Linked DNA regions of Homo sapiens: region 2 is linked to region 1. A link is an interaction called in ENCODE POLR2A ChIA-PET data of the cell type or tissue named here. Cell type or tissue: A673. All regions are shown on one strand. Links, peaks and the distances in the headings refer to the core of each region. The heading gives the core; the rest is flanking DNA. Region 1 overlaps KCNQ5 (potassium voltage-gated channel subfamily Q member 5). Region 2 holds the start of KHDC3L (KH domain containing 3 like, subcortical maternal complex member).

Region 1 (5,377 bases), core at 243-5,242:
ACTGCAAGACAAAGTAGGGGCAGACACCAGGGGCAGAACTGAAAATTGAAATCAGTGGGCCCTAGGCAAAGACTGGTTTTCCACAATAGAATTCAGAAGCACAATGTTTTAATTTAAATATTACTTCAATTCCAAGATAAATTAGAACAATTTAAACCTCTTTCTCTAATTTTCCCTGGGAATTAAAATTTCCTTTACAATAGATGACAATTTTGCAGTTCCTTAGAAGTCCCTTGGATAGAAAGTATAATTAACTTGATAACAAATATGTTCATGACTACTAAGCCTTATGTGTCCTCAAGACAGCTTTGGATACTCAGTTTTGAAAACTGAGTGGTCCCCAGGTACCAATATATAAGTCTTTTGGGAAATACAACCAGAGAAAATTTTTTTGTTTGTTTTATGGTTGGTTGGTTTTGTTTGCCTCAAAAAGACCTGAGCAAAGCAAAAAATAACTACTGAATTTTTTAAAGACTGAACTACAGTGCCTTACGTAATGAAAAATCTAAAGTGCAACTTAGCAAATAACTTTCTACAAAGCAGTCTTTATGTAATAACTACATTACTTAAAGTAAGAGATCTATAGCATCCATGCAGTTAGGCCCACACACATACTTATTCACTGAATAATAAAATAGAACTATTCTCTGAAGTGGAAGATCAAAATTAGTTGATAGCAAAGCCTTAGTTAGATGATCAAAGATAATTTGCCACACTTACTCCCACTTTCTTTGTTTTTAAACTTTATTTATTTATTTATTTATTTAGAGACAGGATCTCACCCTGTCACTCAGGCTGGAATGCAGTGACGCGATCTCAGCTCACTGCAACCTCTGCCTCCCAGGTTCAAGCAATTCTCGTGCCTCAGCCTCCCGAGTGGCTGGGGCTACAGGCACATGCTACAGCAACTGGCTAATTTTTGTATTTTTAGTAGAGACGGGGTTTCACCACGTTGGCCAGGCTGGTCACGAGCCCTGAGCTCAAGTGATCTGCCTGCCTCGGCCTCCCAAAGTGCTGGGATTACACGTGTGAGCCGCCATACCCGGTCTCTTTTTTTTAACTTAAAAATATTTTTTTAATTTTAAATTTTTATTTCAACAGTTTTAGGGGTACAGTAAGTTCTTTAGTGGTGATTTCTGAGGTTTTGTTGTACCTGTCACCTGAGCAATGTGCACTGTACACAATATATAGCCCACTTTCTTAAGGATCTCCATTTAGCATCTCTTGAATCCATTCTGCAATTAATCTAGTTAAGAAATTTAACTCTAAGTATTACCAAGGCTTTGGAAAAATGGGAAATAATTTCTCCAAAAAAAAAAATCAAAACATTGGATGATGGACAGATAGATAGACAGATAGGCAGACATACAGATAGATATTTTCTTCTCCTGTTTCCAAAAAGGATCCACAGTGACACTTACTATTCACGGTACAGTCTCAATTTTTAAGTCTTTAAGGCTAGAAATGTAGCTTATAAGACAATTTTTTATTATAATATAACAAATAATGAAGCAATGCTTTTAGAGTAACGTATTATACTAATACTGGTTGAAATTCTAGAAATAAAAAAGTTGATTCACGTTATCCTCTCCATACAGTTGAAGTGGAGAACTTCTAGTTTGAGAACATTTGGTTCAATTTAATCTGAATAAAACGGCTTTGTCACTGCTACCAAAGCATAGAAAATAACTTCTATTGTCCAATCTGGTGACCCTCTCAAGTAATGGACCAAAGTAAAGGTATCAGATAGTTGAAGATGTGAACATAGTGATTAACCAGCTAACTAACTCTTTGAAAGCAGAGGATAAAGGATAACAATGCCAATTTCCACAGTCCAAAGGAAGAGTGGGGTGTACCCTTTACTAAACCTAAAATATTCCCACTCCACGTCCTCCTTCCTTGCCTTACCTCTTCGCCTCCTCCACTCCTCCCCATGGGTCACTGCCTTTGCCTGTCTGAATCCCTACACTCCAGACTCCTTCCCTTTGCCCCTCTCTTCCTAGTCTACCTCTTTTTTCTTGTCTTCTTTCACATCTCAATCACTTTAAATGAAAATAACCTTGGAAAGAAGTATGTTCTGTTGTTTACTATACTCAGTAAACAATATTGTTTCCAATATTTTAAAATAAAAATTGGACATTTTACTTTCCAAGGAAAAGTAAAGTGTATTTCAAGGAAGAAAATACACTTGATGCATTATATATTTAGGGTGTGTCTTTCAACTGCTTGCTTCTTCTTCTGTAAGTAAACAATTATGACCAGGAAAATAAGAAGTTCCCTTGCCCACTAACCCAACACCCTAGATCCATACGGAGGCACAGAGCACAAAGCTGAAGGGGTGGGAGCCCTGAGTCTATGGAGTTAACAGTCCTTGACTCCAGGCAAGACTGGAGGTTAGCTATCCCCAGGCAATGGGACAGCTGTCACAAATGGGATTCCACAGCCTCCCCAGAGGCCAATTCTACTTTGTAGTAACCTCACTACTGGAAAGTTATTTGGTTTAGTTAGCCTAAATAACTCATGCTGAACTCTCCTAGTCTGGTCATCAGTATTAGCTCACTGGAGTAGTTTTCAAGTGCTTTAAGACAATTATTGGATTACCTACTAGCCTTCTCTTTCTCATGCATAATCACTACAAATCACTCAAATCTTTTCACAAGTGCTTTTTATCATTCCTATCATTTTTTATGCTAACTCTGATACTTCTAGATTTTTCCTATCATCTTTAGTTATGAAATGAAAGTGATAAATATTAGAAAATTACCACTATTATAGTAATGAAATAATGAGTGAAATCAATACTTTACAAAGTCCTTTCTTGGGCATGACGTCTTCTGATTCTGACAATTTTGTAAGGTAGGTACGGCAGGGGATAAAGCTTCCATTTTCCTCAGATGAGGAAATTGAAGCCCCAGGAGGTTGTCACTTTCCAAAGCATATATAGCCAGAAAGTGCCAAAGACTGTATCGGAAACTAGGACTTCTGACACCAAAACTTATATACTTTTATTTTTAAAAACACTAGGCTGTCTACTTATGTCTATGAAATAATCTTAGTGGATCTTAGTGTGTCTTTTTAACTTTCTTCTATTAAAAAATGCTTACTCTATGTTTATATACATATAAAATTTTCTGGTGAAGGCTGGGCGCAGTGGCTCACCCCTGTAATCCCATCACTTTGGGAGGCAGAGATGCGTGGATCACTCGAGGTCAGGAGTTTGAGACAAGTCTGCCCAACATGGCGAAACTCCGTCTCTACAAAAATTACAAAAATTAGCCAGGCGTGGTCCTGGACTTGGGAGGCTGAGGCATGAGGATACCTTGAACTTGGGAGGCAGAGGTTGCAATGAGCTGAGATCATGTCACTGCACTCCAGCCAGGGTGATAGAGTAGACTCTGTCTCAAAAAAAAAAAAAAAATTAGGCCAGGCGTCGTGGCTCATGCCTGTAATCCCAGCACTTTGGGAGGCCGAGGCGGGCGGATCATGAGGTCAGAAGATTGAGACCATCCTGGCTAACACGGTGAAACCCTGTCTCTACTAAAAATACAAAAAATTAGCCAGGCGTGGTGGCGGGTGCCTGTAGTCCTGGCTACTTGGGAGGCTGAGGCAGGAGAATGGTGTGAACCTGGGAGGTGGAGCTCGCAGTGAGCCGAGATCGTGCCACTGCACTCCAGCCTGGGTGACAGAGCGAGACTCCATCTCAAAAAAGAAAAAAAAAAATTTCTGGTGATATATATGTGTATATTTATGTATATCTATGTGTATACATATACCACCAAAAAATATTTCCTGCCAAGAATCTGCATGCCCATGTACTCTGCTATCATGAACTAGGTTGCAAGGAAGCCTGTTGTCATGGTTACATTTTTGATAATCCTAATACTTTGTCATGTATAAAGATGAAAGTATTACATTCTGTATAAAATTGGTGCTTTTTCTTAAATAAATAATATTAGAAAATTTAAGCCCAAGAGGCAGCACAAGTTTAAAGTGATGAATAAAAATGTGTTCATTGTCATTATCTTGTCTCTCTAGAAAACAAGACTCAAGTAAAAACCACAAAGGTATGTGGTTTGGAATAAAGTTTATGAAAACCTCAGTAGTTGCAATTACTGAGACTTTATCAAAATGCTAGTAGCATAACTATGAGAAATCCTTCTGGCTATTCTGACAATAAACACATCTACGCCTTCCACACAGCCCTATAAGCCCTCACTGTAGACTCCCCATGAAACTCATCAGTATCCCTATTCCTTTCTCCTGAGCAAGTGACTCATTCAGTTTTCCCAAAGTAAAGGCTGTCTACTCTTATTAACTTAATGTTGTATCCCCTCAAAATCCCTCAAATCTGAGAGCTCCAAAAGAAAAGGGAGAAGGCCTGAGAGAACGCTTTCATCTTCTTAGTGAATACTAAACAATCGTGAACTGAATGTTGGTAGAAATACGGGCGTTAAAGGTCATTTGGATGAGGACCCAGATGGAAATGAGCAGCAGGTTATAAAAACTTGGAGAAAAGGTGATCCTTGTTATAAGGTGGCAAAGAACTTGCCTGAATTGTGCTCTAGTGTTTTGAATATTGAATATCCAACCCCCAATATAACTATTTAGAGATAGGGCCTTTGAAGACCCTACCGGGTCTACAGGATCTGACCTATAGGATCAGAACCCCACTCTTATGTCCTTGTTTATGTCTTATGTCCTTACCTATTGAGGTAAGTAAGGTTAAACAAGAATGTAAGAGTTGGGCTCTGATCCTATAAGATTCATGTCCTTATAAGAAGAGACACGAGAGATCTCATACTGTCTCTCTCCACCACAGGAGCACACAGCAAGAAGGTGTCTGTCTACAGCCAGGAAGAAAGCCAAGAACCGAACTGGCTGGCACCTCACTCTGGGACTTCTAGCATCCAGAACTGTGAGAAAATAAATTCATGTCGTTTAAGTTACTTATTCTGTTGTTTAATACCACTATGGCATTTTATTATGGCAGCCTGAACTGATTATGACAGATTTTGGGATTAAGAAGTGGGGTAAAGCTGTAAAAAAGTACCTAAAAACAAAAAAAACAAAAACCCTAAAAGTTCTAAAGTGGTTTTGGAACTCAGTGATGGGTAGAGGCTGCAAGAGCTGGAGGTACATGCTAGAAAAAGCTAAGATTGCCATTAAGAGAGCATAGGTAGAAATATGAACATTAAAGGCAACACTGGTGAAAGCTCACAAAGAAAAGAGGAGAGCTGGAGAGAAGGCTTTCATCTTCTTAGTGAATACATACATAATTATAAACTGAATGTTAGCAAAAATATGGACGTTAAAGGTCATTCTGATGAGGGCCCAGATGGAAATGAGGAACAGCTGATTAAAACTTAGAGGAAAGTTG
Region 2 (5,346 bases), core at 347-5,346, 690 kb before region 1:
CACCCCAGCTTCCTGGACTTAAGTGAGGCGGGGGGGAGGCGGGGGGCGGGCTTCCACTTTGCAATTCTTTATTAGAACTCAAGTTTGTGTTTGCAACCATGCAACAGAAAGGGTAAAACAAAAAATCCACATCCTCTCCCCAACCCCAGCTTCTGGGCGGAAATACGGGCTTTCACTTTAACCCCTGACTGGCTCTGGCTCCAGGGCCTGAGATGCCTTCATAATCTAGTAACTGGGTCCCGGGCATCCTCGCGAAACCGCTGGGTCACTGCCTTGCTGGCAGCTTCGGGGGATCGCTGGGTCCCCGACTTGTTGGCAGCCTGGAGAGACTGCTGGGTCCCGGCCTCCTGCACCTCCACCGGAGAACCCTGTGTCCCGACCTCCTGGACTTCCACCGAACGCTGGGTCCCGGCCTCCCGGACCTCCACCGAACGCTGCGTCCCGGCCTCCCGGACTTCTATTGAAGACCGCTGGGTCTCGGCCTTCTGAGTGGCGACATCCTGGGCGAGGGCCTTTCCTGAGCCTGGAAGAAGAGCAGTGTGCAGAGGCCACAGCTGTGTCTCTATATCCTCTCCAAAAAAGGACAGTCACCCAAGCGGCCTGCGGGAGTAGGAGCCAGAAATCCCAGAACGAGGGTTCAATTTGGCCTTCTGGATCCGTGGCAGCGAGAACCGCCCCCTCCCCCACCCACCAACCGCAGGCCGACTGGGAGGGCGAGACTGCCGCCCCAGCAGCCAGGAAACCCCAGGATCACTCCTACGGAGCCAGGGTTTGCTCCAGGTAGCCCTATTCCCAGCCCCGTACCTTTCGCCTGGAGCTGGCGGTGATAGTCAGCCAGGTTCATGATCATCTTGATTGTGTCCTCCTGGTAAGAAGGCCTCCCAAATACCAAGATCTCAGCCTCGCCGTTAGGGTCCAATCGATTCACGTGAATCAAGATTTGGGACATACCCTGGACGTGCGGGATGCGTTCTCCGCCCCGGCCTGCGCGGGTAGCAGAGAGGCTGTGAGGGACCGGTGGCTCCCGGGGGTCTTGGGAGGGGAAGGTGGAAGGAGGAGACAGCCAGAGGGCATTGGCTACTGGTGAGGATCGCCCTGGAACGCAGCCAGAATATGTGGGCTGTGGGTATGGGTGGCAGAAAGAAGCCGCATGGGGGCTGCCCCTTCTTGGTCCACTCACCGAAGATCTTTTCCACCAGCCAAACCTCAAGGCGAACTACCTTCGGATTCTTCAGGAACTCAGAGTGGAACCAGGAGAACCGCTTAGGGAGGTGACCGAGCACCTCCACTGGCATTGCTTTTGGCTGCATCAGTTGCACGAGCGTCGGAAACCGCCTGGGAGCGTCCATGCTGCGGCCGGTCCTGCAGGAGACAAGGACACCACAGCAAACCCAAAGGCCGAGCTGGAGCTGGGAGACTAGAACCGCGGTTCTGCCTGGGCCTTATTTCAAGGGCTTTTGGCCAGCCCCTCCTCTCTAGCCGCGCCCTTCTTATTGGGTCCCAGGCCTCGCCTCCGCCTCCAGGAGCCCCGGCTTCTTCCGAGGCCGCCCAAGTGCACCGGTTCCTGGGCTGCTCTTAGAGTGTCCCTTCTGTCAGGAGCAGCCCTTTTCCCAGCGCACCCGGTAGGAGGAACCGGGCTCTGGGCACCAGGAATCCGCTGGTGCCCAGCGGGAGTCTTAACCATGGACTCAGGAAGGCGTGGGCAAGCCCAGTATCTCTCCCAGAGGAAAGAACTAATACTTGCAGAATGAATACTTCATAGGTCCCTCACGCGCTTCTGATCCCTGGCCACTACGTTTCCTCCCTCTGGACCAGGTTTTCAGATTATTCTGTCACTTGCCTGAGACTGCTGAGTACAGAGCAGAATAAGCGCCCGCCTTTTTTCTTTCTTTTTCTTTTTTTTTTCTGTTATAGGGTCTGTGTAGTGAGATTTGCATAGTAAAAAAAAAAAATGGATAGAAAAAAAGTTATGGGGCCTGGCTATGTTGCCCAGGTTGGCTTCGAACTCCAGGGCTCAAAAAAATCCTCCCTCTTTAGCCTCCCCAGTAGTGGGACTATAGCACGCTTTTAATTAATGCAGCCATGAACACACCTAACCACAGATAGTTCTCGTGGTTTGGACACAAGATGAGATTCCTTGAAAATTTTTGACATCTCTATTCTCTTTTTTATTTTTAATTTTTAAAATTTGCTGCAGGGTCTCTCTGTGTCACCCAGGCTAGGGGGCGGTGGTGTGATTATAGCTCACTGCAGCCTCCATCTCCTGGGCTCAAGAGATCCTCCCTCCTCAGCTCCCCCAGTAGCTGGGACTACAAGCTCCCGACACCATGCCCAGTGATGCCTCTGTTCTCTAAATAACACAATTATATTTGTCTCTTTCTTCCTTCCTTTCTTTTTTCCTTTCCCTTTTCCTTTCCTTTCTTTTCCCCTTCCCTTTCTGACAAGGGTTCGTTATGTTGCCCAAGCTGGTCTCAAGCAATCCTTCTGGCCTGGGCAAAATGATAAAACCCTATCCCTACAAAAAATACAAAAATTAGCTGGACTAGGTGGCACGCACCTGTAGTCCCAGCTACTCGGAAGGCTGAGGTGGGACAATCCCTTGATCCCAGAGAGGCTGAGTCTACAGTAAGCAGTGATGGTGCCTCTGCACTCCCCCCTGGGTGACAGAGTGAGACCCTGTCTCAAAAATAATAATAATAATAACTGTTTTAGATGTGTTGCTATAAGACAAATTATAATTTATAATTTATTTTTATTCAGTATTGAAACACTGAAGAGAACTTCAGGTTTGCCACATTAATAGGCCGAATGTATATATTCAGACCATGCCCAACCGGCTGAATATATTTCATATGTAGGAATGATTTAGTAGTTGGGAAATTCTTACTTGCTAATTGAGATGATTAAAGTACTTTGCAAAACAACAAGAAAAAAAAAAACCATTAAAAATGGGGCAAAGCCGGGCACAGTGGCTCACGCCAGGAGTTCTAGACCAGCCTGGCCAACATGGCGAAATCCTGTCTCTATTAAAAATACAAAAATTAGCCGGGCATGGTGACGGGCACCTGTAATCCCAGCTACTCAGGAAGCTGAGGCATGAGAATCGCTTGAACTCCTGAGGCGGAGGTTGCAATGAGCCGATATCAGGCTACTGAACTGCAGCCTGCTGGATAGAGCGAGACTGTCTCCACAAAACAAACAAACAAAACTGGGCAAGGAGCATGAAGAGATATTTCTCAAAAGAAGAAATACAGGCAGCCTACAAACACATGAAAAAATGCTCCGCATCACTAATCAGAAGAGGAATGCAAATTAAAATCACACCGATATACCATCATACACCAGTCACAATGACTTTTATTAAAAACTCAAAAAACAGGGCGGGCATGGTGGCTCATGCCTGTAATCCCAGCACTTTGGGAGGCTGAGACGGGTGGATCACAAGGTCAGGAGTTAAAGACCAGCCTGGCCAACATGGTGAAACCCCATCTGTACTAAAAATACAAAAATTAGCCGGGCGCAGTGGCAGGTGCCTGTAATCCCAGCTACTTGGGAGACTGAGGCGGGAGAATTGCTTGAACTTAGAGGGTGGAGGTTGCAGTGAGCTGAGATTGAGCCACTGCTCGCCAGCCTGGGTGACAGAGTGAGACTCCGTCTCAAAAAAAAAAAAAAAAGTCAAAAAACAGGCCGGGCGTGGTGGCTTACACATGTAATCCCAGCAATTTGGGAGGCCAAGGCGGGCGTATCACCTGAGGTTAGGAGTTCAAGACCAGCCTGGCCAACATGGTGAAACCCCATCTCTACTAAAAATACAAAAATTAGCGAGATGTGGTGGCAGGGGCCTGTAATCCCAGCTACTCGGGAGACTGAGGCAGGAGAATTGCTTGAACCCGGGAGGCAGAGGTTGCAGTGAGCCAAGATCGTGCCATTGCACTCCAGCCTGGAGGACAGAGCAAGACTCTGTCTCGGAAAAAAAAAAAAAAGAAATAAAAAATGTCAAAAAACGACGTAGAAGTCCGGGCACAGTGGCTCACACCTATAATCCCAGCACTTTGGGAGGCCGAGGTAGGCGGATCACGAGGTCAGGAGTTTGAGAGCAGCCTGACTAACATGGCGAAATCCCTTTCTACTAACAACACAAAAATTAGCTGGCCGTGGTGGCTGGCGCCTGTAATCCCAGGTACTCGACAGGCTGAGGCAGGAGAATCGCTTGAACCTGGGAGGCGGAGGTTGCGATGTGCCCAGACTGCGCCATTGCACTCCATCCTGGGCGACGGTGCGAGACTCCCTCTCAACAAAAAAAGAAAAAGAAAAAGAAAAAAGAAAACACACACACACAAACAAAAAAAAAAAAAACAAAAAACGACGGGGCACGGTGGCTCAAGCCTGTAATCCTAGTACTTTGGGAGGCTAGGATTTATATATCTACCACTATCTTTCACCCTCTTCCAACCCAGGTAAGCTGGGACTTAACTATGTGCATCAGACCTAGATCATCTTAAAACAGAGATATGATTTTGTTAGATCAATATTCAGTGTTCGCACTATTACGACTTTGTAAACTATTCATAGTTGTATATACTATGATTTCTTTTCTTGACAAAGTTTTGTTTTTCTAGATATTGATAATGGATTTATTTATTTATTTATTTTTGATGAGACAGCATCTCACTCCGTCACCCAGGCTAGCGTGCAGTGACCCATCATAGTTCACAGCAGCCTCCAACTTCTGGGTTCAAGTGATCTTCCCACCTCAGCTTCCTAAGTAGCTAAGATCACGGGCATGTGCCATCACAACTAATTTGTTTTAATTTTTTTTTTTAGGACAGGCTGGTCTTTTTTTGTTTTTGTTTTTGTCTTTTTTTTTTTGAGATGGAGTCTCGCTGTGTCAACAGGCCGGAGTGCAGTGGTGCAATATCGGCTCACTGCAACCTCCACCTCCTGGGTTCAAGCGATTCTCATGCCTCAGCCTCCCGAGTAGCTGGGATTACAGGCATCCGCCACCAAGCCCAGCTAATTTTTGTATTTTTAATAGAGATGGGGTTTCATCATGTCTCAGTGCCTGCAACATGGCCACTATATGCCCAGGATGGTCTCGAACTCCTGGGCTCAAGCGATTCTCCCACCTTAGCCTCCCAAAGTGTTGGGATTACAGGCATGAGCCACGGAACCCAGCCTTATTTCTTTAATATGTATTTTTTCCCAATCTTCGTGAATATTTACCTTGTATGGTATCTTTTACTTGTGCTAGTAATGCTATTGAAATCAGTATCCTTCTACATGTCATTTCTTACAAGGGGGAGTATAACTATAGGATGAAATTTCAAATGTAGAATTGCTGAGTCA

What was found. ChIA-PET counts read pairs that join two places held together with the same protein. Peaks named below come from ENCODE experiments on the same cell type or tissue, not always from the same donor. Only the 100,000 strongest peaks of a DNase experiment are listed, where the experiment ranks them.
Region 2: POLR2A ChIA-PET joins it to region 1 with 8 read pairs; 3 of 35 experiments call an interaction of 5 or more read pairs at or near these places.

Annotation. Positions count from the first base shown.
Region 1 is chr6:72,670,160-72,675,536 of GRCh38, reverse strand. The region is part of intron 1 of KCNQ5 (potassium voltage-gated channel subfamily Q member 5); the gene reads right to left. The region is part of intron 2 of KCNQ5-IT1 (KCNQ5 intronic transcript 1); the gene reads right to left. Among named protein-coding and RNA genes, the nearest start is that of KCNQ5-IT1, 42 kb to the right of the region's middle. In A673, for the core only: no CTCF peak of the experiment used is centred there; a DNase peak (open chromatin) is centred at 2,486.
Region 2 is chr6:73,358,733-73,364,078 of GRCh38, reverse strand. KHDC3L (KH domain containing 3 like, subcortical maternal complex member) reads right to left here and starts at 1,421. Exons shown (of 3, transcript NM_001017361.3): 1 at 1,181-1,421; 2 at 805-984; 3 at 1-523. The coding sequence starts at 1,349. The coding sequence ends at 219. In A673, for the core only: no CTCF peak of the experiment used is centred there; no DNase peak of the experiment used is centred there.